Regions from separate parts of the Homo sapiens genome. Here region 1 is linked to region 2. Evidence: chromatin loops called from intact Hi-C (ENCODE). Cell type or tissue: Panc1. All regions are shown on one strand. Links, peaks and the distances in the headings refer to the core of each region. The heading gives the core; the rest is flanking DNA. Region 1 has its middle 250 kb from the start of LINC02109. Region 2 has its middle 360 kb from the start of LINC02109.

Evidence for each region. Peaks named below come from ENCODE experiments on the same cell type or tissue, not always from the same donor. Only the 100,000 strongest peaks of a DNase experiment are listed, where the experiment ranks them.
Region 1: a loop joins it to region 2, with 12 times the contacts of the local background. A loop is called at or near these places in 6 of 110 quality-filtered maps.

Annotation. Positions count from the first base shown.
Region 1 is chr5:28,887,622-28,904,440 of GRCh38, forward strand. It overlaps the pseudogene DPPA3P12. Among named protein-coding and RNA genes, the nearest start is that of LINC02109, 250 kb to the right of the region's middle. In Panc1, for the core only: no CTCF peak of the experiment used is centred there; no DNase peak of the experiment used is centred there.
Region 2 is chr5:28,770,873-28,787,691 of GRCh38, forward strand. No RefSeq gene overlaps it. Among named protein-coding and RNA genes, the nearest start is that of LINC02109, 360 kb to the right of the region's middle. In Panc1, for the core only: CTCF peaks have their summits at 8,471 and 8,672; a DNase peak (open chromatin) is centred at 8,469.

The DNA of each region.
Region 1 (16,819 bases), core at 5,901-13,900, 120 kb after region 2:
AAACTGGTGGGAGGTGATTGGATCATGGGAGCAGATATTCCCCATGCTCTTCTCATGATAGTGAATGAGTTCTCATGAGACCTGATGGTTTAAAACTGTGTAGCACTTCTCTCTTCGTTTTCTCACCCTCTTCTCTCACCAGAGTAAGATGTGCTTGCTTCCCCTTTGCCTTCCAACATGATTGTAAGTTTCCCAAGACCTCCCAGTCATGCTTCCTGTTAAGCCTGTGAAACTGTATTTCAATTACTCCTCTTTTCTTCATAAATTACCCAGTCTTAAGTAGGTTTTACAGCAGTGTGAGAAAAAAAAACTAATATAAATAGCTATTCTTACATCAGATAAAACAGAATTTAAAGCAACAACAGAAAACAAAAAATCAGTATGTATGATAAAAGGATCAATCTAACAAGAAGATGTTACAAACATAAATTTATGTGCACCTAACACAGGAGTGCCAAGATTCATAAAACATTTACTACTGAATCTAAGAAATGAGACAGGCAGCAACACAATAATAGTGGTGGACTTCACCACTCTACTGACAGCTCTAGACAGATCATCGAGACAGAAAGTCAACAAAGAAATAATGGACTTGAACTACACTCTGTAATAATGAACAAAACAGATATTTACAGAACATTCTACCCCAAAACTGCAGAATATACATTTTTCTCATCAACTCATGAAAGTTTCTCCAAGGCAGACCATATGATCAGTCAAAAAAAGTCTCAATAAGTTTAAAAATATCAAAATTATATAAAGTTTCTTTGCAGACCACAGTGGAATAAAACTAGAAATCTTCTACAAAAGGAACCTTCAAAACTGTACAAATAAATGGAAGGTAAACAATCCTCCTCAATAATTTTTGTGTTAACTATGAAATCAAGATGAAAATTTAATAAACTATTGGAAATAAATGATAATAATAACACAAGTAATCAAACTCTGGGATACAGCAAAAGCAGTGCAAAGAGAAAAGTTTGTAGCACTAAATGCCAACCTCAAAAAGTCTGGAAAACAACAAATTGACAACTGAATGTCACACCTCAAGGAACTAGAGAAACAATAAGAAACTAAACCCAAAGTTAACAGCAGAAAATAAATAGCAAAAATCAGAGCACAAAAAAAATGAAATTGAAAGAAACAAACCAAAAAAAAAAAAAAAACACCAAAAAAACAAAAGAGCAATTGATATGGTTTGGCTTTGTGTCCCCACCCAAATCTCACCTTGAATTTTAATAATACCCATGTGTCAAGTGCAGGACCAGGTGGAGATAATTGAATCCTGGGGATAGTTTCACCCATGCTGTTCTCATAATAATGAGTGAGTCTCACAACTTCTGTGATTTTATAAACATCTAGCATTTTCCCTGCTTGCGCTTACTTCTTTCTCCTGCTATCCTGTGAAGAGGTGTCTTCTGCCATGACTGTAAGTTTCCTGAGGCCTCCCCAGCCATGTGGAACTGTGAGTAAATTAAACCTCTTTTCTTTATAAATTACCCAGTCTCAAGTATTTTTTTCGTAGTAGTGTGAGAACAGACTAATAAAACAATGAAACAAAAAATGGCTTCCTTGAAAAGAATCAAAATTGATAGACCATTAGCTAGATTAGCCAAGAATAGAAGAGACACAATTCAAATAAATTCAGTTAGAAATGAAACTGGAAACATTATAACTGACACCACAGAAAGACAAAATATCATTTGAAACTACTATGAACACCTCTATGCACATAAAGTAGAAAATCTAGAGGAAATGAATAAATTCCTGGAAACATAACCTTCATTGATTAAATCAGGAAGAAATAGAAACACTGAACTGACCAATTACAAGGATTGAGACTGAATCAGTAATTAGAAAATTGCCAATAACAACAACAAAAAAGCCAAGGGCCAGATGGATTCACAGCTGAACTCTACCAGACATTCAAAGAAGAATTGGTGCCAATCTTACTGAAACTATTTTCAAAAATTAAAAAAGAGGGAATTCCCTCCATGTTATTTTATGAACTTGTATCACCCTGATACAAAAATCAGGAAAGAACATGTAACAATAAAGGAAAACTACAAACCAATATTCCCGATGACTGTAGATGCAAAATTCTCAACAAAATATTAGCTAACCAATCCAACAGCACATCAAAAAAACAATACAAAAGGATCAAGTGGGTTTCATCCCAGGAATGCAGGGTTGGTTTAACATATGCAAGTCAAGATACGTGATACATCACATAAACAAAATTAAAAGCAAAAACCATGTGATCATTTTGATAGATACAGAAATAGCATTTGAGAAAGGCAGCGTCCCTTTATCATGAGAATTCAATAAACTAGGAATAGAAGGGACTTCCCTCAAAATAATAAAGGCTGTATATGACAAACTCATAGCCAACATCATACTGAATGGAGAAACATTGAAAGCATTCCCTCTGAGAATTGAAATAAGACAAGATGAAACTGTCACCACTTGTATTCAACATAGTACTGGAAATCCTAGCCAGAACAATCAGGCAAGATAAAGAAATAAAGGGCATAAAATTAGAAAAAATAAAATTAAACCATTGCTTTTCATTGATAATATAATTGTTATATTAGTCAGGATTCTCTAGAGGGACAGAACTAATTTTATATATATATATATGTACACACACACATATATATATGAATATGCCAACACTGTTGGCTTCCCTACTTTTGAGGTTGAGGTTTTGGAACTCTGACTAGCTTTCTTGCTCCTCAGCTTGCAGACAGCCTGCTGTGGGACTTCACCTTGTGATCGTGTGTGTCAATACTCCTTAATGAACTCCTAAAAATATATGAGTTTATATATTACATATATTTTATATTATATTATATATAAACTCATATTTATGTATGTATATGTATATAGGAGTTTATATATGATGGATGACTGATTGGAAAGGGGAGCAAGGGATTTTTTCAGAGATGACGAAAATTTCTAGTATCTATTTTGTATAATGGCTACACATTTGTCAAAACTCATCAAACTGAACACTTAAGATCTGTACACTTTACTGTATGTATATGAGTATATATATATATATATATATATACATATAGTAGTTTATTAAGGAGTATTGACTCATACGCTCACAAGATGAAATCCCACAATAGGCTGTCTGCAAGCTGAGGAGCAAGGAAGCTAGTCAGAGTCCCAAAATCTCAAAAGTAGGGAAAGCAACAGTACAGCCTTCAGTCTGTGGTCAAAGGTCCAAGGTCAAAGGTCCAAGAGTCCCAAAGCTGAAGAACATGGAGCCCAATGTTAGAAGGCAGGAAGCATCCAGCACAGAATAAAGATGTAGGCCAAAAGACTAAGCCAGTTTAGTTTTTCCACGTTGTTCTGCCTGCTTTTATTCTGGCCAAGCTGGCCAGTCAAGCTGGCAGCTGATTAGTTGTGCCCACCCAGATTGAGATTGAGTCACTTTTCCCAGTCCACTGATTCAAATGTGAATCTCCTTTGGCAACACCTTCACAGACATGTCCAGGAACAATACTTTGCATCTTTCAATCCAATTAAGTTGATACTCAATATTAACCATCTCAACTGTATAACAAATAAATTGTAGAAAACCCTAGAGATACCCCCGAAAGACTCCTAGATTTAAAAAACAAATTCAGTAATGCCTCAGGTTATAAAATCAATGCACACAAATCAGTAACACTGCTATACACCAAAAACAACCTAGCTGAGAAATAAATTAAAAACTCTATTCATTTTCCAGTAGCAGCAAATAAATAAATACAACACTTAGGAATATACTTATAAACCAACCAAAATACCTACAACCAACTGATCTTTGACCAAACATACAAAAACATAAACTGGGCGAAGGAAACCCTATTTAATAAATTGTGCTTGGAAATCTGTCTAGCCACATGTAGAAAAATAAAACTGGATTTCTATCTCTCACCTTATAAGAAAATCAACTCAAGATGCATCAAAATCTTAAATCTAAGATCTGAAACTGTAAAATCCCTAGAAGATAACCTAGGAAAAACTCTTCTGGACATTAGCCTAGGCAAATAATTCATGACTAAACCCCCAAGAAGCAAATGCAACAAAAACAAAAATGAATAAAAGGGACTTAATTAAACTGAAACTCCTCTGTACAACAAAAGAAGTAATCATCAGAGTAAGCAGACAATGCACAGAATGGGAGAAAATATTTGCCAACTTTGCAGGTGACAAAGGACTAACATCGAGAATCTACCAGGAACTAAAATCAGCAAGAAACAAAAAATAAAAAACAACAAAAAATCCCATCAAAAGTGAGAAAATGACATGAATAGACATTTCCCAAAAGAATATATACAAATGACCAATAAACATGAAAAAATGCCCAACATCAGTAATCATCAAGGAACTGCGAACTAAAACCACAATCTACCTTACCCTGAAAGAATGATCATTATTAAAAAGTCAAAAAATAATAAATGTTAATATGGATATGGTAAAAAAGAAATGCTTATATACTGCTGGTTGGAATAAGAATTAGTACAACTTGTATGGAAAAAAAGTACAGAAATTTCTTAAAGAACTACAGGTAAATCTACCATTTGATCCAGCAATCCCATTATTGGGTACTTATCCAAAGCAAAATAAGATGCCATTATATCAAAAAGATGCCTGAACGTGTAGGATTATTGCAGCACAATTCACAACTGCAAAAACTATGGAACCAACCTAAGTGCCCATTGACCAATGAATAAATAAAGAAAATGTGGTATACATACACCATGGAATACTACTCAGCCATAAAAAAGAATGAAATTATGTCTTTTTCAGCAACTTGGGCAGAGCTGGAGGCCATTATTCTAAGTAAAGTAACTCAGGAATGAAAATCAAATGCTGTATGATCTCACTCATAAATGGGAGCTAAGTTAAGTGTACACAAAGGCAAAAGGGACTATGGAGACACAGACGGGAAAGGGTAGAAGGGAGAGAAAGGGACAAAAATATATATATTGGGTGCAAATTACACTACTTGGTGACAGGTGCTCTAAAATCTCAGACTTCACCACTATACAATTCATCCATGTAACCAAAAACCACTTGTACCCCAAAAGCTACTGAAAAAAATATTTAAAAAGAGAGAATGGTGCATAAAAATATAATGATGGCTGAAAATGTTTCAAATTTTTGTAAAAGACATAAGTTTCCAGATCTTAGAAGTTCAGTGAATTCCAAGCAGAGAAAAAAATACAATGAAAATCATACTAGGGTACATCATAGTTAAACTCTTAGAAACCAAATATGAAGAAAAACTCTGGAAAGCAGCCAGAGAAAAATTGCATGCTACAAGCAAGGGAAGAATGATTTGAAGCATCACTGACTTCTCATCAGAAACTATGAAGGCCAGAAGTCCCTGGAATAATATCTTTAAAGTGCTTGATAAAAGCCAGTCAATCCAGAATGCTATGTTCAGTGAATATATCCTTCAATGATGAAGACAAACTAAAGGCATTTTTAGATTTAAAAAAAAAGAAAAGAAAAACCCTAAGGGAATTCACTGCCAGCAGATCTGTGCTACAAAGAATGCTAAAGGAAGTTGTTCTTCAGCATGGAAACACAGATCTTCAGGAAAGAATAAAAAACACTGGAAATAATACATAGTGTGGATAAACATAAAATACTATTTTTCTAATAATTTCTTTGGAATGCATATAATTATTTAAAGCAAAGATCATTACATTGTATTGTGTGGTTTATAGTATATACAGATAAAATACATTTGATTCTACAGCAAAAGGATGAAGGAGGTAGTTAATGTACTTATTCTTACTTTTTTTTTTTTTTCTTGAGACGGAGTCTCGCTCTGTTGCCCAGGCTGGAGTGCAGTGGCGTGATCTCCACATACTGCAAGCTCTGCCTCCCGAGTAGCTGGGACTACAGGCGCCCGCCACCACACCCAGCTAATTTTATTTTATTTTATAATTTTTTTTTTATTTTTAGTAGAGACGGGATTTCACCTTGTTAGCCAGGATGGTCTTGATCTCCTGACCTCGTGATCCAACCGCCTCAGCCTCCCAAAGTGCTAGGATCTTACATTTTATGTGAAATAGTACAAAGTTAACAAAGTACACTACGTCAACTGTGGAAATATAAGGATGTATAATTCTAGAGTGACCATTAAAAACATAATGCAAAGTCACAGATTAAAAAGCTCATCTATGTTTTAAGATGTAATTGTAAAAAATCCCAGAAAAATCCAACTTCATGCAATGACGTGGACGAATGTCAAGACATGCTGAGCAAACACAATAGTAAAACACTCCATGATTCTACTCACATGATATTCTACAACGGACGAACTAACAAACTGGATCTTCGGAAAGAAGAAACTGTTGGCTTTTTAGGCGGGACAGCAGAGCGACATGATGGATGACTAATTGGAAAGGGGAGCAAGGGATTTTTTTGGAGGAGATGAAAATTTACAGTATCTATTTTGTATAATGGCTACACATTTGTCAAAACTCATCAGATTGAACACTTAAGATCTGTACACTTTACTTTATGTAACTACACCTCAATTAAAAATTAAGTTGAAAATATATTGACACCAGGCAGGCCTGATGAAAATGTAAGATTGCTAAGTGAGTTAATGAGAGACTGCCCTAGTTAAATAAATAATTTGTAATAAAATATTAATCTAATCTATAACCTATGATCAGGCAAAAGCAAATCATTTGTTGTTAAAACAGCCAGTCTCCTGCACTTTAAAAAAATGCCTGTTTCGATGCTATTCTTCCTGCTTGAGGAACTCTCTCTCCCTAGCATACTTCACTTCTGCCAAAATCCTACTCATCTTGAGGTCCTGTATCAGTGGGTATATATTCCAAGCAACTTTCTCTTTTTTCTTAACCTTTAACCTTATAGGACAGTGTGGTTCCCTTATTCTAATTATATGCTGTATTTTAAAAATTTCATATATATTATTTCTTCTAAGATTAATTTTTCACTAATATCTTTCTCAAGTAGTTCCATAGTATTGGCAATTTCTGTGTGTGTGTGTGTGTGTGTGTGTGTGTGTGTGTGTGTGTGTGTGTTTTGAGACGGATTCTCACTCTGTTGCCCAGGCTGGAGTGCAGTGGCGCAATCTTGGCTCACTGCAAGCTCCACCTCCTGGGTTCACGCCATTCTCTTGCCTCAGTCTCCCGAGTAGCTGGGACTACAGGCGTGCACCACCACGCCCAGATAATTTTTGTCTTTTTAGTAGAGACGGGGTTTCACTATGTTGTCCAGGATTGTCTTGATCTCTTGACCTCGTGATCCACCCGCCTCAGCCTCCCAAAGACCTGGGATTACAGGCCTGAGCCACTGCGCCTGGCTGGCAATTTCTGTTTTAAAAGCAGCAGTCATTACTGCCAGTCTTCCATCATGCCTCATCAATAAGCATTTCTCTCCTGGCATTTTTATCTAGGTTAATGGGATTATTAAAAAACAGCTGACTCTAGCAAGAAACCACTGAAGACGCGGTTCTTGACTCTCCTGCTTCCTCACATTCCTGGACATTTCTTTTTACCTACATTGGTTTATACTCCTCTTTCAATATAGCAAGTTCCTCCCTAGACTGTAAATTCTCTCTAAACAAAAGGTTATGTTTGTTCATACCTATATAGCCAATGCGACACAATGCTGACTCATAAATTATTAGTTCATTTTAAAAGTTATCTTATTTTTTTTTTTATTTTCTGTCTACTAACTTGGTCTCTCTAACGTATCCAAAACACATAAGTTTATTTTTGCTTTGGTGCTTTTGCAATTTTTGGTTCCCTCTGCCTAGAACGTTTCATCACAGGAAAAATATTCAAACAGCTCCCTCACTTATTTCTTGTTTCCTCCACAATGTGACATTTTAAAATATGTTCCTGAGAATGGGGTGTGAGGTGCTGGTGTGGATATATTCCAGGTAGTAAGTAAGCTCTGTAATGCTTGGGACTTCGTTTATTTTTCAACACTGTAACTCCAAGTTTTAAAAATGCAGCCGGGCAAGGGTCTCATGCCTGTAATCGCAGCACTTTGGGAGGCCGGGGCAGGCGGATCACCTGAGGTCAGGAGTTCCAGACCAGCCTGGCACATGGCGAAACCCCGCCTCTACTAAAAATACAAAAATTAGCCAGGCCTGGTGGCAGGCGCCTATAATCCCAGCTACTCTGGAGTCTGAGGCAGCAGAATTGCTTGAACTCAGAAGGCTGAGGCAGGAGAATTGTTTGAACTCAGGAGGCTGCAGTAAGCTGAGATCATGGCACTGCATTCAAGCCTAGGCGACAAAGCAAGACTCTGTCTCAAATAAATAAATAGAATTTTAAAATAAAATAAAATACACATGGTATAATGTAGGTGCTCAATTAATTTCTTAAATGAATAAATGATCTTTTAAATAATTAGCTGATTAATTAAGAATTCCCCATTCAATTACTTCAGTATCTCAGGCACCTTTTAATTCTTCCTTATGTTTTATGAGGAATAATAGAAAAGGCTCCTAATTTGTATATCCGTGAGCCAAATTCTGCTGCTTAATGCAATTTTTGCAGTCCACATCATCTTCCATAGGGTTGGAAGTTTGATTTTTATAAATATTAAATCAAATTATAATAATCTTCTATTTTAACATTTTTTTAAGTTTTCTAACATCAATGAGATCATCCAGGTATTTTTTTGGGGGGAATAGATTGTCCTTCAAAACATATTCTCAGCCTCATTCTCCAGCTATGATAATCACATGAATATTCTATGACAAAGCCCCATTGGACGTCTTGCTATCCTGAATATATGGTTTTATTTATGCTTAGGAACTTTCCCACCAGTTGCGATTTATATCTGGAAGCACCATTATCTTCTTGCTATAGATTTTCTTATATCTATAATGTAATTTCCTTGATTCTGTGATGGTATGTCAAATACAATGCAGATACTAATTAAGAGTACAGTTGCATCATACATTTAAGCAAAACTTAAGGCCATAAGAGGGTATCAGAGGCCTTAGTATTCAAGATTAGAAAGGATCATAAATGCAGAAATTAGAAAGTTTAAACAATGGCAACATAATTTTAAAATAAGCTGATACCAAAGTAATGATGTTTTTAAAATTCTTGTTTTTATTTTTATTTGTTTTTAGTAGCTCTGAATGTCTCATGGTTCATAAGGATAGTCAAAAAATCAATTTTATCCAGAAATAAAGCCAAAGTTTGTTTTATATACCTTGATATTTATTGAATACATAATAGTTTAAAGTTTTCATAGAAATCCTTACAGGGATATTTAAATCACATAAAATAACTTTTAATTAAGTAACAAAATATTTATTATATCTTAAGCAAAATTGGAGAGAGATTTTCAATTGAAAAATAATGATTGCCATAGACTGGAGTTCTAATGATCAATTTACATCCAAATTATGCATAGTTTGTATTCTTTTTATTAAAAGTTCTATAAAAAGTCAGCATGTATATGAAAGAGAAAATAGAACCTTACTATTGCAAAAAATATCAGTTTAGTGGCCTTAATCTGCCATCTTGTGGTATAATAGCTTCATCTCACATTTTACACATATTCTCTGGGCATTTCAAAGTATTTTCTTGAATATATAGAGTAAGTGTAAAGGTTGGCTTTATTTTTCTACATTTGATTTTTAAAAATACTTGAATATATCAATTTTATTGTTTCTCTATGCACACATTTACTTGCTACTGAAGATGGAAAAAAAATAACACACGGAAGTCTTCTTTTACTGCAATTCAAATTTTTGAAAGCCAGAAAATCAAATTATTATGCTCTTGCCAAACTACCCAATGTTTTCTTTCCCCAAGTTACTTTGTTACAGATTCTTGACCTTGGGTTACATCTCACTGACTTCAGGCTTCTAAGACACATGGGAACACTTAGGACCTATTGATGCTTCTTTGGTCAAATCAAACAGTAGAGCTAAAGTATATTGAAGTTATTCAAATACATTCAAACTATACAGATCCCTTATAAATTACTGGTATCATGGTAGAAAGGAAAAGATATATGAAGAAAAATACGTAACAGAACTCATTATCAAAATTATTGTTATACAGTCTGTAATAGTATAGAGTAGCTTTCTCAACTGCTGAATAATATTACCAGCAAGAATAAAAAGTACAAGAATAAAATTGATGGCTGAATCTGCTCAGTGTCATAATTCCCTATTCTAGCATTCTCAGAAGGATCCCTCCTAGTGCATGCAGAAAGTGCAGCCAGATCTGAATGGTTCCCTTCTCAATTCAATCTGAACTCTTTTAAGCCCCGTGTCTGTTAGCTCTCTTTGAAGCTGAGAAAATCTGTTTACTAACAGGTATCTCAATGTTACCACCCTTTCTTTCTGCACAGATAACTGTGTTCTTACTCCTTTCCCCCTGTAAGGCCAGCCATCTCTGATACCCTGGAAAATCATTTCTATTCTACCGTGTTGTTGAGGTAAACCTTCTAACAGATGAAGACAAGTTGGGAATTTGGTACCAGAATTGACAGTCAAGTTACTAAGGTTCTTTATCGACATCTTGGAGCAGAAGTTATGAGAGGCCTCTGAATCATCCTGAGAATTTTCTTCAGTAAGCATTCATAAAAATTCTGGGATCAAGGGTGGGTTAAGCTTTTGTGATGGTTTCATAGGTGGTCTACTCACAGCGCTAAGCTTCTTCTGGATCTTTGGATCCCAACACAAAGTGATACTAGACCCTCAAATTGCTACAGGGTAGTCTGGAAAGAACTGTATAGCCCAGAAATAACTTGAAAACCCAAAGTGTAACAAATGTTGGTGAAAGAATCAAACTGATTTTTTTTAAACATAACTTCTTTGGGGGTGAATTTTTTTAAAGACCATCATGTAGATTCCTTTGTCTTGATAATGATGTTTGTTACAATGCTGTTGGCCCAGTTGCTCTTTGATTGGTATTTGGGAGTTAAATATAAAAGTAAATACAAAATAATTCTTAGATGGAAAAATCACATTAAAAGCATTCTGGGAAATAAGAGTTAATATCACATGGCCAGGAGTTAAAGTATGTTTTTATGTTTTCTTTAAAATTGTAAATGCACATTTTTACCACTAAGACATACTAATTGTTACTTCAATAAGCCCCAACAGAAAAAAAACAACTGTTTCATATTTTATATGGGAATAAATGTATTTTGGCTTCAAATCATGCCCTCAATAATCTAAAATATAGAAATCTGAAGTAAATCAACATTTCACTGTGATCAAAAAGTTTAGCCTTTAAGTAATTATTGCAAAAAAACAAATTTACTCATTTATTTTACCTTTATTTGTTAATCTCTTATTATAAACATTAGCTAAGAATGCAATTACAGAGTGAACATAAACAGCTCTTTTATAATTTTAAAGTTCTGCTGAAATATGTTAGGAATAATATAATCATATGAGCAAATAAAGATCCATACGTCATTTCTAGGAAGAAGGACTGATTGAATATTTTTTAAATGCCCACTTTGGGGAGTGGCACCAGGGAAATAGTGGAGTGGGAAGCTCTGAATTCCTGTGTTTCATCAGAAATATAATAAACATATCAGAAACATTGAGAACTCTGTCTTAAGTTTGTAAAACAGTCAAAGTCTTAGAGCAATAATTGAATGCTGAGTCAATAAAAGTCAGGTAAAAATTCCCCTGTAATGCAAGGAAATCTTAGCCAAAACAAAGTAAGCCTAGAATAATCAAAATAGCAAATCCTGGGGAAAGAGAATACCTCATTGCCAGAGTTAGTCCATTAAAATTTAGAAATGTCCAATTTTCAGCCAAAAATCATAAAGCCATACAAAGAAATCAGAAAGTATTGGACACTCAAAGGAAAAAATAATTCACAGAAGTAGGCCCTGAAGACGCACAAACATTGGACTTTCTATACAAAGACTTTAAATCAAATGTTTTAAAACTGCTCAAAGTGCTAAAGGAAATTATAGACAAGAACTAAAGGAAACCAGCAAAATAATATATGTGATAACAACATCAAAATAAAGATATAAAATATATAAAGGAACCAAATAGAATTTCTAGTGCAGACAAGAAAAGTATAATATACTTCTCTTTAGAGATGTATAATAAGTGAAACACAAACTTCGCAAGAGTGTTTCAACAGTAGAATGAGCAATCAGGAGAAATAATCAGTGAACTTAAAGATAGACAATAGTATTTATGCAGTGTGAGAAACAGAAAGAAAAACGATTTTTTTAAAAAATGAACTGATCATAAGAGACCTGTGGAACATTACACAGAAGGCCAATGTATTCATTATGGGAGTCCCAGAAGGAAGACTATGAGAAAATAAGTTGGAAAGACTATTTTAAGAAATAATGGCTGACAATTTCCCAAATTTAATGAAGGGCATAAAACTGCACATTAAAAATGTTCGGCAAATTTCAGGCAAAATATAGTCAAATCATTAAAAGCTAAACACAGAAAAAACTTAAAAACAACATGAGAAAAGTAAGATACAAAATATTTTTTATATAATTAGCAGCTGATTTATTATTGGAAACAATGGAGGACAGAGGCAGTGGGTTGATATAAAGTACTGTAAATAGTCCAGGGTTTGGGTCACAAAACTGTCAACCCAGAATTCTACATACAGCAAAATTGTCCTTCAAGTATTAAAAAAAAATAGCTAAGGGAACTTGTTACTAATAGACTTATCTTACAAGAAATGCTAAAGGAAATTCATCCAGTTGAAATAAAAGAGCCCTAGACAGTGGTTTGAAGCTGTATGAGGAAATTAAGAACATTGGTGTAGGTAACTATGTAGGTAAGTAAAAAAGCCAACCTCATTGTATTTTTGTTTGTAACTCTTCATAGTTTTCCTATATGATTTAAAAGACACATGCATAAAATGATAACTGTAAATATATATAATACACATACAATTCAAAAAGAGGTAATTTTTATAAGATTGTTAAGAGAGTGGCAGAATGTATGAAAAAGAAAACATTATTCATTTATATGCTGTGTATGAAAGAATCACTTTAGATGCAAAGACACAACGAAATTTAAAGTAAAATAATGAAAAAATATATTCTATATTAACAATTATCACAAAAGACTTGGAATGACTATATTCATATCAGATAAAATAGATTTCCAATAAAAAATGTTTCCAAAAGAAAAAACTACATTATATATTGTTGAAAGTTTCACTATAAAATAATTTTAAAGGTATACATACCAAACAATAGAGGCAAAATATATAAAGCAAAAATTGAAAGAATTAAAAAGGAAAATATGTAATTCTACAATAGTAGTTGGAGACTTCAATACATGACTTTACCATTCAATGTGGAAAGTACAGTCTGTTCCGCAAAATGGTGCTGGTAAAATGGGATATTTTCATGCAAATGATTGAAGTCAATCCCTTACCTTATTCCACATTTAAAAAGTTAAGTCAAAACAGATAAAACATCTAAATTTAAGTGTCACTATTACAAACTTCTTTAAAAAATTAGGACAAATCTGCATGGTGGTGGATTTGGCAATAATTTTTAAGTATACTAAAAATATAAGCAACAAAAGATAAAATTGGCATATTTGACTTCATTAAATTAAAAAAAAAAAACTTGTGCACCAAGGACACTATAAAGAAAGTAAAAACAACCCACAGATTGGGAGAGAATATTTGTAAACTAAATATGTGACAAGAGGTTAATATTCAGAATTTGTGAATAATTTCTACAACTCAACAAGACAAAGAACCTAATCAACAAAACGGACAAAAGACTTCTATAGACATTTCTCCATATAAGATTGATTAATGGGCTGGGTGAGGTGGCTCATACCTGTAATCCCAGCGCTTTGGGAGGCTGAAGTGGACAAATCACGAGGTCAGGAGTTCGAGACCAGCCTGGCCAACATGGTGAAACCCTATCTCTACTAAAAATAAAAAAATTAGCCAGGCATGGTGGCAGGTGCCTGTAATCCCAGCTACTTGGGAGGCTGAGGCAGGAGAATCACTTGAACCTGGGAGGCAGAAGTTGCAGTGAGCCGAGACGGCACCACAGCACTCCAGCCTGGGCAACAGAGTAAGACTCCATCTCAAAAAAAAAAAAAAGAAAAAAAAAAAGATTGATTAATGGTCAATGGGCACATGAAAAAAAAATGCTCAAGAAATAGAAAATGGAAAACATGTAAACCAAAATCACACCACTTCAAAAATTCTGTGATAGCTATAATCAGGAAGATGAAAAATAACAAGCGTTAGCAAGGATGCAGAGAAATTGGAACTCTTGTACGTTGTAGGTGGAAATGTGAAATGATGTAGCTGCTGTAGAAATGTTTGGTGATTTCTCCAAAAATTAGACATAGAATTACTATATGACCAGCAATTTCCCTCCTAGTGTATATCTGAAAAAAATAAAATTAGGGACTCAAACAAATATATGCATATCAATATTTTAGCAGTATTATTCACAAAGGTAGCAATAACACAAGCATCTATGAACAGAAGAATAAATAAAAGGGGTATATATCACAATGGAATATTATTCAATCATCAGAAGGAATGAAGCATTGATATATGCTACAACATGATTGAACCTTGAAAACAATATATTAAGTGAAATCAACCAGACATAAAGAAACATATATTTTAGAAGAGTGAACATGTATATGAGATATCTAGAATAGGAAAATTCATAGAGACATAATATAGACTAGAAGTTATCAAGGGCTGGGGTTAAAGCGAATTGGGAAGTTGTTGCCTAATGAGTACAGTAGAGGGTTTGGGTTGATAACAAATTTTGGAACTAGATAGTGGTGATGGTTGTACAACATTATGAATGTAATTCGTGGCAGTAAATTGTACAAATAAAAAATATTAAAATAACAAATGTTATGCTATATGTATTTTACCACAATAAAAATATAGTTTAAAAAAGAAAATGTCTGCTTTTATGACTGATTTAATGATTATTAACATTGAGAAGAAAGGTAGGAAAACCTTGCCATTGATTTCTGTCACTCTTTTCTTTCAGTTTTTTTGCTCCCTCACTTCATAGTTTTATTCACTGTCCAATTTCCCTCAAAGTAAAAATAATGACAGTCATGACCCCAAATTGAGTCCTTATACTTTTCTAGCCACTACTTATTCTTCCTTTTTAATATTGAAGATAATTTGTTGTGTATCTACTAATAACTCCCCAATATTTACCTCTGACTTTGATCATTCTTCTAGATTCCAGATGTAAGTTTCCAGTTGATTGGTACAGAATTTAACCTTGTATTTTTATGAAAATTTCTAAATTGTCATCTCTGTTCTTTACTTTTAAATTTTCTGATGACACTCTTCGGTTAGTCAGCTAATAGTGGAACAAATAATATAACTTACATATTATCCCAAGTACTGCTAATTTTCCACCTCTTTTTGCTATATTGGCCTATGTACAAACAGAATTTTTCTAACTATAAGTTTTTCTCCATTGACTGAATAAGACTCTCACTTTACCTTTAATTCCCATTCAATCTTGAACAACACATATTTCCAACCACACCAAACTTCACATACTCTTGCTAAATATTCTCATATATTCTTTTGCTCTTCTTGTTTTGTGGCCCTCTAATAATTCAGCCTCTCCAATTTTTATTACAGTTTAATTCATGCTAAACCCCTTTTATAAATTTAAAATTCTCTTTGTAGTTCTCCCTGAAATTTCTCAAAAACTATATTTTACTTTTATTTTCCAATTATGTTATTGTGTCATTAGTCCTGTTAGTTGGGATTTTTGTCATTGCTCTTTTTGTTTTCTTGCATGAATATCACCCATTTGATTCAGGAAGCAAATGCTAGTAAAGGCCAGACACTATATAAAAGTAGGTAAAATATTCTATGTTTTTCCGTGTGTTTTTCTGTATTATTTTTATAAGACTTATCTAGACATAATCAGGTCTTTAAAAGACAAAAATGTACAGAGAACTATGGGAAAAGAAAAGTCAGTGTTTCTAGGGAGCAAAATATTATGATTGTTATAATGCCTTGTATTAACAAAGAGGGTATAGTTGTAAATTAAATGTAAAGCACAAAAGACACTTACTTTCATTCTGACCAAAGTCTCCTTATGTCATAATTATCTCTGATTTTTTTGGAGGACTTCTTGTTTCCACACTTACTTTCAGTTGTCATAAAATAGAAACTTCTTTGAATTTCATTTACTTTGGTAGTAATTTTAAATATCACCAGTAGATGCCATCTTTTGATACAAAATGAAAAAGAACTATATGTTTCATAACTTGAAAGTATTAGAAGATGATAGGTATTTAGAAGGGTAGATAAATAGATAGATGCCAGATAAATGATGGATGGAAGGAGGATAGATGGAACAATAGATAATTGCAAGAATTGATATTTACATATACACTTCCACATGGTGGGTCCTTAAGAAATACGTGTTGAGTGAATGAATAACTTAATTAATGATCTTAGGGATTTACAAATTAGATGGAAACTAGACAAGCAGGCCAGCAGGCCTCAGAAATGGTCAGAAAATAAGGTAGTTTTAGGGGATCAGGTAAAAGGAAAAACAGGGCATTAACAAATTAGAATTAATAGTTGGATCAGACTATGTTTGCAACAACTCCAGAATACCTGCCATTATGCAGAAGCTTACAGTGGTGGTTAAAATTGGTTGAAGGGGTTTTGAAAAGCCCTTTCATCTTATTCAGGAAGATAAGTCGTTGCCTGAATCTAGTCACAGTATCTGACATGCAGTTTCAGAATATACGAGGAACAAGAATCTTAGTCTACATCTCTGGAGAAATTGTACCCAAATGGGAAGTGGT
Region 2 (16,819 bases), core at 4,000-11,999:
GGCTGGATAAAACATTTAGAGTATATTTTGCCTGGATGAGGAATCCTAACCAGAATATCTAGTGAACAGACAGACCAACTGTGATAAGGATCCAAGTTGTTCAAACAATTTTTCCAGCTTTATTCTTTGCAGAAAGAAACATGGTAGACATTTTCGAAGTTTTCTTTATTAAAAAAGTTTTTTGACGTTTTCTGTGGCCATATGACTTGCTTTGGCCATTGTGGTATAATCATTGTGGTATAATCAGGAGTGATATGGCTCACTTTGGAACCGAATCTTTAAAAGCCAATTAATAATTTACTGCTTGCACTTCCCACAGCTCTGGTGATCACAGATGCTCATGTCAACAAGCCTCCATTATCTCACATCCCTGAGTCACTCCAAGGGCAGATTGATCTAATGATCTACGTAGGACATGTACACGAAATGCAAACTTTCCATTTGTCAAGCAAGCAAAATTTTGAAGTTACTTTATACTGCGGAATTACTGACCCCACTGTGACTGTCAGAATAACAACATGTGTCTTCATTCGTTTCTGTAATAACTGTGCTACCCTACCTGATATCTTCTGAATAAAAGGATATCTAAACACTTGGACTCTGTTACCATCTTTCCTTCAAAATACCATGTTATTGATTCTGTATTTTAAATTCCTCTATTTTAAATATACTGATTTTAATAGTCAAGGCTTATTAACCATTATCCATATGTCCCACTTTTATTGTTTTTTTATTGTTTAATCTACCTCAGAATTTTTATCGGAAATTTCTTTCCTCCTGCCCAAATATTGAATACTGAGTTTTGATTTGTAGGTGGTAGGTGTGGCTTAGACTAGACCTTCTTTACATAAAGTGAAATTGAGCCTGGATTAAGTTTTGTGATATATTCAGGTTGCTTCCATTGAGCATCAAAAATAACTATTTGATTCTATCATTAAAGAAAAGAAAAAATGTGTCAAAACATTTTGTCTTACCTCCTACAAACCAACAATTTATTAGTTTACTTATTTTTTCTAAAAGTTGGTTTAGAGAAAGATAAATACAGTTTCAGGGAAACTGGGTTAGAGAATAATTTTTACTTATTACTTTCACTAGGGATGTAAGACCACTTTGAATCAAGCGGGGACTTGCAAAATGCATTCTGAAGGTTAGACCAATCAGGTTGAGAAGGACATTTTGATTTATGAATAAAAGCTGGCTGATTGTAGATTAATGATTTAAAGTAATACTTCTTTTAATTATGATCATAAATGGCCTTAAAGAAGTTCTACGGGGCCAATTATTACCACATATTATGAGGAAGTAAACAAAATTGCCACTAAATTTTTCTCCAGTAAAGTCAGTTGCACTGTAGTTCATCTTACTATTTGATATTTACAACCCAACCGCTGACGGTTACAAATGAACTTTTTACTTCTGCTGTGTTTTATTGTTACTGAAGGAAGTACAATTCAATGATTGAGTGAAATGTGTAGCCAGTAGTTAAATCACAGTCACAGATTTAAATAGGTACTTATAAAGATATACATTTAGGATGCAAATGAACTCCAAAGTTTTTTCATTTTCCAAAGAATTTATTTTTTTACTGGTTGAGGGTGAAGATTAGTGTATTAATAGTTTTCTACCAATTTTTTTTTCCTCTAGAAGTACTAATGTATCTTTGAAATTTTTCAAGTTTATCTTGCTTATATTCTCAGGATCAACTCTGAGTCACTTTTTCCTATCATTATTTCCAAAGATTCCATTATGTTTTTAAAGTATATCATCTTTTCATTATACTCTTTGGAATAATTTTGACTTCCCTAACTGATTCAAGTATAACATAATAACACGTGTAGAACATTGGACTGTAATGCAAATGAAATAATGTATAGAAAGAAAATGAAAATTTCTGTTTTGAAATTCCAAATAGTTGAATTTTTTTCCAGCGGACAAATTAAAATTTACTTGTAAGGATGAATCTCATTTTTTTTTTTTTTTTTGAGACAAAGTCTCGCTCTGTAGCCCAGGCTGGAGTGCAGTGGCGCCATCTCAGCTCACTGCAAGCTCCGCCTCCCAGGTTCATGCCATTCTCCCGCTTCAGCCTCACAAGTAGCTGGGACTACAGGCACCTGCCACCACGCCCGGCTAATTTTTTGTATTTTTAGTAGAGACAGGGTTTCACCGTGTTAGCCAGGATGATCTCGATCTCCTGACCTCGTGATCCGCCCGTCTCGGCCTCCCAAAGTGCTGGGATTACAGGCGGGAGCCACCTTGCCTGGCCACATTCTCTTTTTAATAGAGAGTAAAACCTATTAAGATCAAAAACTAGTAAATGATTTCTGTGTTTATGCAAACATAATATGGAAATCATAGACTAGAATACGAATGGAGAACTTCCACGAGAGGCAAAACTGCTCAGATTAATAATGTGAGAATTTGTCTGTTTTTGATGTTAGTTGAATTTTTACAGATTCTCTTAAGTTGGATAGAAGTTGAGCCTACAAGCAGAGATGAAAAAAATAAAATGTTAATTTTGTTCTCTTCTCTTTGGTCCAATGCCTGTCATTGGAAAGACAGGATTACAAATTCAGGGGAATAATCAATACGACTATCTCTGGGAGAAAACAGGTTAGCGGTTCTAAAAAGGTAGCAGGTAAGGAAGTAAGCAAAATTGGCCACATTAGAAGATCTCTAGTGGAGTATCAATTAAGAATTTCCAGTATTATCTAGTATGCAATATAAAAATTTCAGTGTTTGAATTGTGCTTTGCCTATGTTGACCAGAGACCTTTATTAAGTTTTGTTAAACACCATAACTTTAATTTTTGTGTACTTTAAGTTACCCAAATCCACATTTGATTCAAAATGGCGTAGTTTACCATAGAAGAGGGAGAAGCTAGTTAATAAATGGCCAAGAGGTATTTGCAGAAACTTAAAAAATTATTTGGGATTTGTCAGAAATATTGGTAAACTATACACATAAATAAAAGTCAAGCTATTGATGTGGGACATTACTCAGTGTCTTCTGAATGCTAGGAAATTTGGAAACACTTTATGTAATGGGTGACCTATTTTCAAACACTAATACCCTGACAGATTTGTAACATCTTAGGCAAACTCCTCTTTTGCTTACCATTCCCACTGATTTATCATCCTTCACATGCAAACTTCTACAAACAATTGTCCCCATGTACCCCGAACTTCCTCTTTGCCTAATTCCCTCATGGCCTACTTCAATCTGGCAGCATTTTACTAAATTTTTAAATCAACTCATTAATAACATCTGAGGCTAAAATTATTGGACACTTTCCTGCCTCACTCTATACTCTTAACATTCACTCGTTACCATTTCTTTCCTCTCCACAAACTTCTCTCCATTTTCCTACCTATTTTCTACGCTGTTTTCATAGAAATTCAGAGCTGTGGGCCTGAATCCACTATGGAAAACTTTCCATTATCCAGTTTTTTCATAATGAATACCACAGACTTTTTCTTCCTTTATCCTACTGTATACTGTCTCCCTGGTTAATTTGATTTTATACCATTAGTTTGCCCTTATAACCATTGCATTTCCCTCCAGTAGCATATCTAATAATTCAATATTCCTGTTTTTACTACATATTAAATATTCCTGAAGTCTTTTCTTTATCTAAACAGCCACTTACTTAACTCAGCTTGAGCCCCTATAACTATACTATTCTAGATAGGCTTCCCACAATTACTCCACCTCCAGACCAATTGAATTTCTATGCATACCCAAAGTGTTCATAAAAAGACTCAGATCATGTCACTTCTAAACTTAAAACCCTGCAGCAATTTTCTGTTTTAAGCCTCAAGTCTAAAATCATTAACCTGTTCTATAAGGTGCTAACTGCCTCATGTCAACTTCTCAGCTTTTTCTGTTTCATTCTCAGAATTCTGAAAGAGGCTGCTGTCACAATGGTATATTTCTATCCCCTCAAATGTACAAGGCTCCTTTCTTTCTGCTTCAGGTCTTTCATGATTGCTCTTTCCTTAGCCAGGGACACTTTTTGATTCTGAGTCCAGTTTAAATATTCTACTTCAACCAAGATATCCTGGGCCTATTTCCATATTTCTTTCATTTTTTTTTAGAGAAAATGTCAGAATTATACCCTAATTTATCTAAATAATTTTATGTTGCTGTCAATCTTCCTGATTATACTGAGAAGTCATAAAAGCAAGGATCATTTCTTGCTTTTTCGCCACACTAACACCACACTTTGCAGATAGTTGACTTAAAACTCATATTTCATTAAGCGAATGAACTTATGAATAGTAGAAAAAAATCACAAATATAAGGCAAATAGTGAAGTATGTTTCGAATGTTTAACATTTAGTTTTCATGCTAAGAAAAATATTAATAATTTTAAAGTTAACTTACATTCATTATACAGTCATTAAGAGTCAGGTAATCTTCTAATAACATGACATATTTTAAATCACTCAATTTATTGGCAACTTTATAGCTCAGTTCTCCAAAATTCACCATATTTTTCACCCTTATTTCTCTAACTACATTTTCATTTTCCTTTTACCTCTGTAAGGCATGACTTAGTTAATTTTCTCAGTAAGTGTCATCTAACACAAGTAGATAAACACAATGTGTTAGAGCTCCATTTTCTTTGTCACATGAAACAGTGCGATGGATATTTCTTTTAGTTAAAATCCATAAGTGCTTGTAATAGTGCTGTGAATACAGTGGATGCTCAGTAAATAGCAGGCTGGTGAAAAGAATGAGGGGGTATTCCTCATTAAAATAACTAGAATTCAATCAGCATTGTTTAATATCCCTAACAATTTGTTTCTGGAAGTTTAAGAGTGTAACTATGATTACAAAAACAAAAACTTATTTTAGCCAAGACATTATTCATTTTTGAGTAGTTTACATTTGATATTAGGAATAAAGGAAAATGGCTACTGAGAAAAAGATGTGGCTCATATTGTTACAGTAAAACATCTTGGTATATTTAAAATGTATGATGTCGGTAGGGCTTCTATTTCAAGGCTATGGGAAAGCTTTAACCAAATCTAAAAATAAGAATGAAGGGGCCTTTTGGAAAGGCTTAAGAAAATAACAATGCATAGTCTGAAAACTGGATCTTCTAAGAAGGTTCTCTGATGGAACAATAGAAAGCTACAAAGAAGGCTTGAAAATCATTTCTTGGCTCCATGTCTCAGGCTCTCTATGACAAACTCAATGATCATAATCTGATTGTGTGGCAAGTGAACATTTGGCATGATTATAGAATGGTTTTAACAAAGGAACACTAGTGTGTAAAGTGTGAAGAGGTTCAGCACTTCAGTTCCCTTTGGTCTAATAAAATATACAATGCAATTTGAAATGCATTGTTCCTAGAATTAATTGCACAGTAATACTTGGAGCAAAGAAACATGTAACATTCTTGGAAATATGAGCTAGGTTATGACTCAATAAATAGTTTTGATGATTGTGCTCTCTGTTGCATGAATGAAGCCATAAAATCTCAACTTTAAATGTAATTATGATAACAATTATTTTGTTAATATACTCTAGTTGATTACCTAATGAATTACATTCATTGTAGACCAAAATCCATGCTAAGCATAGGAATGTCTTCTAGCTGAAAGAATGACATTTTAACAAAAAGATTTCAGACGTGAGCAATTGAAAGGCTTTATTTATATATATATATAAATATATGTAAAATAATATATATACACCTATATTAAATATATAAAATGTATGTGTACATATACATATATATATTTGGGAGAGGGTCTGGCTCTGTAGCCCAGGCTGGAGTGCAGTAGCGTGATCTTGACTCACTACAACCTCCGCCTCCTGGGCTTGAGTCATCCTTCCACCTCAGCCTCCAAAGTAGCTGGGACTACGGGTGCACGCCACCATGTGTAGCTAGTTTTTGCATTTTTTGTACAGACAGGGCTTCTCCATGTTGTCTAGGCTGTTCTCTAACTCCTGAGCTAAAGGTATTTGCCTGCCTTGGTCTCCCAAAGTGCTAGGATTATAAAGGCTGTCAGATTTAAAATACATCATTCCATACTACACAAACTTGGAAGCATTTTGAAGAATTCTCAAAATTGGCCTTCTTAGTTTTCCTGTTTCCTTAGATAATCTGTGTCAGATTATCTGAAAGGACATACTTTAAAGACTCTAAAAAGTATTCTTTATCTGAAAGTAAGTTAACACCAAATATTTGCCTATTTTATGCCATAGTAATAACAAATCTTTCCAACTTACGTATATACCAATATCAGACACGTTAAAATACATATGATTATTTAAATTACTTATTTCCAATAGAATTTTTTTATTAAAGTGTGGTTTATTATGTATAATGGATAATAATTATATTTGAATACATAAGTTGGCTCAGAAAATTATCAAAATCCAAAACAGTGAAAAAAATTTTTTTTATATTGGAGTACCTGATTTAGGTAAAAACAAAACTAAAACAAAATCTGCTGTGCCATTTAAGGTAGTTAGAAAACATTCTGTGCCATTTAGGGCATGGCCAAAACTGTATCCCCAAAGTCTTCAATCTCTGTTATACTCCCTATATTCAAACCAGGGAATTTAAAATTCTCTTGGGTTCCACTAAGGCACATTCACTTTCTATTGTTCTGTAACAAATTGCTACAAATTTAGTGGCTTAAATAAGTTTTGTAGGTCAGAAGTCCTCGTAGGCTCAACTAGGTTCTCTGTGAGAGTCTCACAAGAGCAAAATCAAGGTGTTGGCTCAGCTGAACTCATGTTGAGACTCTGGGGGAAGAACTCATTTCCAGCTCATTTAGATTGTCTGTATAATCTATTTCTTGCAGCTGGAAAACTTCAGTCCCTGTTTGCTAGTTGCCTGTCTGCAGACATCTCTCTCAGCTTCTAGATGTCATTCTCAAGTTTTTATATACCATAAAAGAAAAATTACACATGACTAGTGAAATATACAAAGGTGAATTTATTCAAGACTATTGGAATAATGGAAAGAGATTATTAAACTATGCGAGAAGGATTGAATTTAACTCTGCTGAAGCAAAAGACAGGAAGATTTTTAAATGTTGGAGTGAGTTAATGGAAAACTACTGGAAGATGTTAGTGGAGAGGTTGGTCAATGTGATTAGGCCACCTGTGTTTGCCTATTGTCACTTATTGAACTTGGGCTCCTACCCTCCCACAAGGACTTGGAGGAAAGGATGCTATCTCTTTCTCCTTATATGATTAAATGTCAAAGGAATAACTCCCAGATTATTGATAAAGCTATTCTTGTATTATAGTAGATTCACATTTGAATAGAGCAGATAAAGAGTTTACAGTTGGAAATTTTCTGAAATAAATGCTTTAAGAAAATGGAAGTAAGGGGCCTATAGTCAGAAAGAAACCTTATATAGAGTCAAGTATGGGAACATTAAGAGCTGGGAACATTTTTAAGGTCTATGTTGCCCCCTCCATTTTCAAAGCCAGCAGTGGTGCTTTGAATCATTTTCATGCTTTGAATCTCTCTGCCACCATCTGGAGAAAACTCTGCTCATGCAGGGCTCCTCTGATTAAGTTAACCCCGCCTAGATAAGCTCTCTTTGCCACATAATGTGCCACACTCACAGGAATGACATTCATATTTAGAGGGTCCATCTGCAATCAAAGGGGTTGAGAATCAAAGGTGAGTTATCGGAATCATTTTGAGAATTCTTCCCACTAAATGAGGAATACAGTTTCTTCTTACATTATAATCTCTAGAAGCCAAGTTCAATTACTATTCAAAGCATCATAATTTGAAGAAGAAAGTAAAAGAAGAGCTTTACTGTTCACAGGCAGTTGTTTATTTATAAGTAGGGACATACAGTTGATTCAGTGTGCGCAGTGATAAGTAATTGTGAAGACATCCCGACTAGTTTCCTTTTTGTCTTTCCTTTTCATTTCCGTGTTTTCAGAGCCATGTGAAGAACACGTGGGCCTGAAAACAGAGAGATGAGAAGAAAAGACAAAAAGAAATGTTTGATTTTTAAATACTGAGTTATAATTTGTGCTGCTGCAATAACTTTTTCAGGAATCATAAGCAACCTAACACTTCTTTTTGATACCAGAAATTATCAAAGAAGTCAGCCCATCTGCATAAATTCACAAAGATCCTATGACTGATAGTTATGATATTCTGTCTCTGATTATGAAAAGTAAAATGTGCAGGATGTATATATATGAATGAGCCTGTCCATTTCAAAATATATGACATCAAAAAAGAAAAAAAAAATAAATGCATATTCAGAATACTTTATTCAATCTGTTCATTGGCATTTTTCAGTTTTCACTTGTTTGCCAAATGTGTTGCCATTGTAAATGGCATTCATTTTAAAGTCAAAGTCTTCAATGAGCACCTGTGTGCATGTCTAAGTAACATTATAAGGGGTATCTTTAGAAGCATTATTAGGTGTAAGTGAAAAGCAGAGAATATTTGGCAGGGCTGTTACTGTAATGATGCTCTTTGGGCAGAAGGCTGCAGTATTAGATCATGCTCAGCACCTCCAGAGATTGCACTTAACTCCAGTGGATTAGCAACTAACTGAACATTTTACTGCATTCTTACACACTCCAAGCATCTCAGTTGCTTTTGCTTTTGCTTTTTTGAAAAACAAAATCAGGGATTGTTTCAAACTAATATGTTCCAACATAAAAAGTAGTGAGAACAATAGTTTTAGCCAGCTCATAGTACAGGAGAAAAAATGAAAACAAATTCTAATTATATATTAAGCTTATATTAGGAATTGGTAAAGTCCTCAATTCTCAGTGGTACAATTAAACAATATTTTACATATATTATTGTAAAATATAAGTTATTGAGAGATCAGTTCCCTGAGCAGTTAACAAACCTATAAGAAAGGATAGCACACAAGCATTGCTCATAGTGGAATGTAGTATATATTTATCAGTATAATCACTTTTGAGTCATATTCATACTTTCTTTAAAGAAAAAAAATCAGACAAAAGCTTAAAGTGGAAATTTCACAGTTTTATCTTGAAACTGCAGAATCACTATGATACACTATAGTTTTGTAAAAGATATATGTGGTGGTAATAATCATATTTATACAACATGTTCTCAACATTAACAAAATCTTTATTTTGGCCCTTCAATACACCTGTGACTTTTGTAATTTCAGACAGTCCGTGAATTAGACTTAAATTTCAGGCCATTCTTTCTCTCCCCCTCCCTCCCCTCCCCTTCCCTCCTTCCTTCCTTCTTCTCTGTCTTTTCCTTCCTTCCTTCCTTCTTCTCTTTCTTTTCCTTTCTTCCTACCTTCCTTCCTTCTTTCCTTTCTCTTTTTTTCTTTTCTTCCTTCCTTCCTTCTTCTTTTCCTTCCTTCCTACCTTCCTTCCTTCTTTCCTTTCTTTTTTCTTTTCTTCCTTCCTTCCTTTTCTCTTTTCTCTCTTTTTCTTTCTTTCTCTTTCTTTCTTTTCTTTCTTTCCTTCCTTCCCTTCCCTTCCTTCCTTTCTTTTTCTTTCTTTCTTGTCTTTTCTTTCTTTCTCTTTCCTTCTTTCTTTCTTTTCTTTTTCTTTCTCTTTCCTTCTTTCTTTCTTTCTTTCTTTCTTTCTTTCTTCCTTCCTTTCTTTCTCCTTCCTTCCTTATAACCTGGTTTAGGTAGAAAGTAAACTATTCCGGGTAGAAGAAATGAAAAAATATAAGCTAAATATTTTATCACAAATATCTAGGATAACCTATACTGTTATTTCAGATAGTACTAGAGGAATTTTGACCAGAGAAATGAAAATAAAACAGGAATACCTGCAAGTATATATCATGTGGAGGTACTTTCAAACTCTTAATAAATGGCTTAATAATTAGGAGTGTCATGGACAAAGAAAAAGGAAGCTGTACCAACCTCATGTTACTTCTGTCTCTTCATTCTAAGTATCATCTCTGATTCTTAGTTCCAAAGCAACTCTATTATTACATCCAATTTCCTTCATCTGTTGGATAGGGTTGTTGATATAGTCCATAGTGGTGAGTCTTTGTGGATCACGTGTTGCCTACTTTACTTGCTTATGAAAAGAAAATCCAGGCAGTCAATAAAGACTCAAATTTTCATCTGAGAATTGGACCATAACCTCCCCTCATCCTCACTTATTAGTGAGGACTCAATTCCAAGTAACATGATATTAAATTCAAACTAGCTTAAGCAGAAATATAAACATACTGGTTAACAGAAAAAAAAAGAAGTCAACAGAAAAGTCAAACTTTAAAAAGATTGGGTCAAAATGCTTGAAAACCATCATCAGTAATCTCTTTATCTTCAATTATTTTATTTTATTTTAGAGATATTCTTGCTATGTTTCCCAAGCTGAATTCAAACTAGGCTCAAGGCCTTCCTCCTCAGCCACCTGAGTAGCTAGCTGGGCCTGCAGATTTTTTTCTTCAACTCTTAGTATCTACTTGTTCTGAGTTTGCTTTATTTTCAGGCATTTTCTTTCCAAGTGGAGAGAAAGTTGCAACTGGTAGGTTCAGGTTTTTGTTCTATCATGGCCAGTAGAATGATATACCATTTTTCTTTATATTTTCATTACAAATTTCAAGACTGCATCTAATATAGCTGCTTGGAAATTGACTCATCTTGAATCAGTCATTTTTAGAAGGAGCCTCAATTTGGATTATGCCTATCCAGGGTGAAGGGATGCCTAATCTGATGTGCGTAGAGCTAGCGTGGGCAGAAACAGTTCATCACAGAGAAATCAATGTACTTTTAGTAAAACAACAAAAATTAGATGCTGGGAGGCACATTAAGTGATGATCTCAACACACAAAGCTCTCAGAAAGCACAACTTGCATCCAAAAACTGAGAAGATTCATCCCTGCTCCTGCTGATGGTTTGTCTGCCCAGATGCTTTCCTCCACCTGGGAGCCACACCATCTGTGTTTTGGGAATGGCTCTTCCCCTAAACTCAGGGGTGTTAATTTACTGGATACAGTAATCAATGGTACACCATATTTATGGTTATAAAATAAACCAATTAAAGCCATTTCTAGGACTTGTTTTGAAAACTAGAAGATTGGGGGTTGGATGTATTATGGTTAAAAAACCTGATATTTGTCAGTGGCTATGTCAACGTGTATGATTAGGAGTTTCTAAGAGTTAATTCACATAGAAAAAACAGAGATAAAATTTAGTAAGGAATCCTAAAAGTATTGGAGATATTTCTTTCGGTACCTCTATGCCCTTTATAGGAATTCAATTATACATTCTCTTCTTTTTTATGTTTTTGTAGTAAGCACGTAATATGCTTCATAAATGGAAATCAGTTTATGTTATATAAATGTGTTATATACACATTATATAAATGTGATGGTTAATAACAGGTGTCAACTTGATTGGATTGAAGGATGCTTATACAGCTGGTAAAGTATTGTTTCTGGGTGGGTCTGTGAGGGTGTTGCCAGAGGAGACTGACATTTGAGTCAGTGGACTGGAAGAGGAAGACCCATCCTCATGTGGGTGGACACCATCCAGTGGTCTGCCAGTGTGGCCAGAACACAGCAGATGGAAGAAGGTGGGATAATCTCACTCGCTGAGTCTTCTGGCTTTCTCCTTTTTCACATGCTGGATGCTTCTTTCCATTCCTTCTACCCTTGGACATCAGACTCCAGGTTCTTCTGCCTTTGAACACATGGATTTATACCAGCGGTTTGCCAGTGGCTTTTGGGCCTTTGGCCAGACTGAAGGCTGCATTGTCGGCTTCCCTACTTTTGAGGCTTTTGGACTGGGACTGAGCCACCACTGGTTTCTTCCTTCCTCAGCTTGCAGATGGCCTATTGTGGGACTTTGCCTTATGATCATGTGAGCCAATTCTCCCTAATAAACTCCTTTTCATATACACATATATCCGATCAGTTCTGTCCCTCTGGAGAATCCTAATACAATAAAATACCATTCTTTTCACAGATCTTGTCAAAAGTTCCATTTCTCACATGTCTGTGGCATCTGAAATAAAGAATTATTTATCAGTGTTTGTTTACTTCTAAAATATTATAAGAATTGGAAATTTGATTCTTATTGTTGCTAATTATATCTTCTTATTAAAGTTCAGTTTACTAACAAGGGAAAATAAAACCTTCTTGAGGACAGCAGTTGCTGACAAGCATACAGATGGCACTTTTACATGGCTATTATAGTGATCCACAGAAACTGTGGGTAGCCATTAAGCATGCTCATGTGGAAAAAACACATTTGAAGTAATTTATGATGTTATAAAATGGTGTGGGTTAGTAGCCAACCACACTGAATAGGGCAGAAGTAAAGGATGTTAATATTATATAGTCAACTCTTTCCTCCAGGTGTCTCCAGATCAGCTATTTCCATCTTTATACTTCTGCCTTCTGGCTCTTGCAATTTGTCTTCGCATTAGTCATGCTAAAGCTAATTTGTATGGGCACACTAAACATTCATTTCCACAACACGGAGTTCAACGCAAGCTGTTAGAATTAGCCATTTCTGCCATAGGTCCTTCTGTTGTTGGTATGCCCAATCTCAACCACGTTGTTCTCACTTTTGCCATGCAAAGGGAAGAAATAATAGAGAATACTGCATTACAAAATGTAAAAGCTGAACCTGGAAAGTGATGTGCACTCCTTTCTCCCATATTTCAATAGGCAGAATTCAGATGCTTGGCCCCAAATTAACTATTCAAGGTATAAGTTTATGCTTTCTCATAATTAAAAAAAAAGCTGGGTTCCTAAGGCAAAAAAAGAGTGAATGACAGTGTCCAATACAATTCTGTTCCTCCTCAATTTTACAACATATGTTATTTTCATCCTTGGTTATACCAAATACTTTTGTAGTCTACACATTGTTATCCATAAAGTTATGAATATACCATAAGTTATTAATAGTTTCATATATGTTTGCCATGACATTGAACAAATTTAGCGAGAACTCAAAAACAAAAAAGCAATCTTTCTAAGACGGTGATTTTAATGCTCCTACTATTATTACAATATTAAAACAAATAAATAAATATGTAGTTAAATGAATTAAAGCGTAATAAATGTAACTCTATTAGAGAAGGAAGGCAGAAACTTCAGATTAGAAACCAACCACCTGCACTTCATATAGTACACATTGCTACTGAAGTAAATATCCATATGTATTTTTTTCAAAGTGTCCTAGAAGGAAGCACAGCAGCCATAAGGCCAATTGATTTAACTATATTGGAAGCGGCAGAAATTAATGAAAGTCTTGTTTTGGAAGAATTATTATTTCTTTTCATTACTGAGCAGAAAGGGGAGCTGCAGTGGCAAGATGATGATCTATGTAAGAGGAATCATCTGCTCATATAGGAATGGGGCCAAATACTGATGTCAACTAGAATGCATCAATGTGGAATGATCAAATACCCTTCATTTGCTATGGTGCATGCAAATTAGTTCTGATGACACTGCCTATAAAGAAATGATAAGGGTATAAAAAGAAGTTACAAAGTCTCAAACATAATTTTCCCAGATTTAAATAATTTTACCCAAATTAAGAAGTCATCAAGGATACCCTTTCTCATAATTAAAGAGAAAGCCTAAACAACACCATACATAAAGACCAAAAAAAAAAAAAAGAAAAAGAAAAAAAGTTGAAAAGACCTGTCAAGGTTCTTTTCTGAGTCATAGTAACCATTTTAGTGGCCAAAAACTCTGCACCACTTTTTATGACATCAAACTGTTTGGTGATACTATGATACTGCATACACAAATAAAATAGATGAAAGGATATTTTCCCTGTGCTAAAAAATGCTTAAATAAAACCTGATGATAGAAAGGTAGACTCTACAAGATTTTTAATTGTGATGGAATTCATGCTTCTTTTGAGTAGCTACCCTAAGGGACAGTCTCCAAAGAAAATGCATAAAATTTTGGATTTTCTACAAATGATGGACTGGCTGATTCTGGGTGGAAATGCCAGTGAATCTTTAATATGCTGTATAATTACTAGGATAGTTACAAGCTCAGTTGAAGCCCTGATTATGAGGCTGTCAAAGATTTAATTACTGTGCCATATCATTTTTCCTCCTATAAGTTCTGATATTTTTAGTGCATGAATTGGCAGAATTCATGAGTTTGTGTTTTTTTAAATCAACACACATATTAGATCTCAGCAAAAATACTAGGCAGTATTTGAGGACTCCAAGATGATAACACATCTGGTTAAAGAAGATATGCTGTCAGTAAGAGAAGATATAGTGTCTATAGCAGCAGAGTCAGTAGAGGATAGAAGGGGGCTTGGATCTGGGTAATTGCGAGACATAAGCATATTTCCTTAAAAATGGAAGTAAGATGCAAAAATAAACCCAAGAGGCAGACTGGAAATAAAGGAAGTCCATTCCAATTTAAAAAATGTGTTACGAAGGCTTTGGAATTGCCCTAAAACTTAATGATTTTAATTGAACAATCTGTTAAGAAACAAAGCAAAACAAACACCCAAAGGCAAGTAAGACTAAGCAAAGCAACACACAAAATAGTATGAAAATGTATTCCATGAGATATAAACCCAGTGAGACAAACGTTAATAATTGATGAATCTAGGTGAAGAGTAGAAATTTATTAATTGCACTGTTTTTGTAACTTTTCTATAGATTTTTAGTTGGGGAAATTTAGTTAAATTATTTGTTAGACAGAAGCTAATGTAGAAATGGTCTACAAATAAAGATATTAGATACTGCCACAATTTAAGACTATACAGTTGTTTGGTGAGTAATAACCAATATGCCCATTTGTTTTAAGAGATGTCAGGCTCATAATAAACAGACCACAGAGAAGACAGAGTGAGAAACATTTATGTAAACAGGGGCATTATTTAGAAATCTATATATAGAAAAATAGTTGTGCTAATCAGCCCCACATTCTTGTTTCTTCCCTCTTAGAGCACAGATAAAAGGGGTGTTCCATTACAAAAAAAAATGCATTCCCACTAAGTAAAATAAACTAGGAATTTAGGTGAAAGCGAAGACTTCTTTAGAGGAAGCTGATAGCTGGGGGAAAATTTTGTTTTAAGTTTGGCATTATGTCTTCTGCCTTCCAACTGGCTTTCTATAAACCTGATTTACACAGAGTTCTCAGAAAGAATTGCTCAGAGAAGAACTTGAATGAAATACCTATTAGGAAAGCCAAGTGATTCGTAACATCATAAAGGTAATTCATATCTCATAGGCAATCAAAGGTGTAAGTGAATCAAGAGAAAAAGCATAAAGTTGAGCAGCTGTCTAGAAAGTTTTGAGTCACAGAAACAGACAAAAATATAGAATCACTGATATGGTTTGGCTGTGTGTCCCCACCCAAACTCATCTTAAATTGTAATCGCCACAATCCCCACATGTCAAGGTAGAGACCTGGTGGGAGGTGACTGGATCACCGGGACAGTTTCCCTCCTGCTGTTCTTGTGATAGTGAGTGACTTCTCATGAGATCTAATGTTTTTATAAGTGTTTGACAGTTCCTCCTTCCCACTTGCTCTCCCTTGCCTGTTACCATGTAAGATATGCCTGCTTCCCCTTCTGCCATGATTGTAAGTTTCCTGAGGCCTCCCCAGCCATATGGAACTGTGAGTCAATTAAATCTCTTTCCTTTATAAATTACCCAGTCTCAGGAAAGTTCTTTATAGCAGTGTCAGAACAAACTAATACAGTCAGGCTCCCTTCAAGTATAAAGTCCATTTAGATAGAAAGTATTCAGCATTAAAGAGTTTAAGAAATGCAGAATCAGTGATCCCACCCATGGAAAGGAACCATTAGAAAATAACACATCAACAACAAATTATGAATTAGAAAATGAAAAATTTGAATCAGTGAATCTGCATTATTTTGTAACGGTGTAAGCATGTCATTATACATTTGACAATACCCATAGCCTGTACAAAGCAAAGAGTGAACACTAATGTGAACTTCTATTGATAGTATTTCAATATTGACTCATAAATTATAACAAAGGTACCACATTCATTTCTTCTAATATAGAAGTAACTGGTAAATGGGTTTGCAACTGAAAGGGCATATGAGAACTCCACACTTTCCACTCAATTTGGTTGGTAGAGATATTAATCCTAAAGGTGCTTCTGGTGAGGTCTCAGAAAGAGATGAAGAACATGTTACTGGTCAATGGAGGAAAGATGACCCTGGTCATAAAGTGCCGAGAACTTGACTGAATTACATTCTGCCGTTGGGAGGAAAGTAGAATTTGTTAGCAAAGAACCGATATTTCCAAGCACAGTGTGGAACAAACTCTCTGGTTTCTCCTTCTTGCTTATACTAGCTTAATATGAGAGAAAATAGATAAAATGAGGAATAAATCATTAAGCAAAAAGAAACCAACACTTGAGGATTTGGAAAATTCTCTGCTTATCCAGGCAGCAGCAAAAGATGAGAAAAATAGATGCTCTGAAGAGAACATTAAAGCTATGGCTGGACAACCATTATTTAAGATTAGTAAAGAGATTAGACATGTGATTTATGGATTTAATCAAACATCTAACGAGAAACCAAGAATAAAAGTTGGGCTATTCGGGAAGGATCTGTGGAGAACTTTTATGTCTGGTGGCTTAGAATCCCATGAATTTCATGGAAGACTGATAAGGGTTATGATAATTTTATACCAGCAGACACCATAAGCTGGGACTGATAGGATTGGAGATAAAAAGAAATAAGGGAAAAATGATACTGAGGGAAGAGCCATAGTTGCAGAGGCCAGAAAGGACAGAGCAGTGGGCCCAGAGTCTGGGCAGCTCAATGGGGACTCCAGAGCTAAGAGATGGGGTCACTGCCTTGTAGGACCCAGGGAATGAAGCATCAGGTCACAGAGA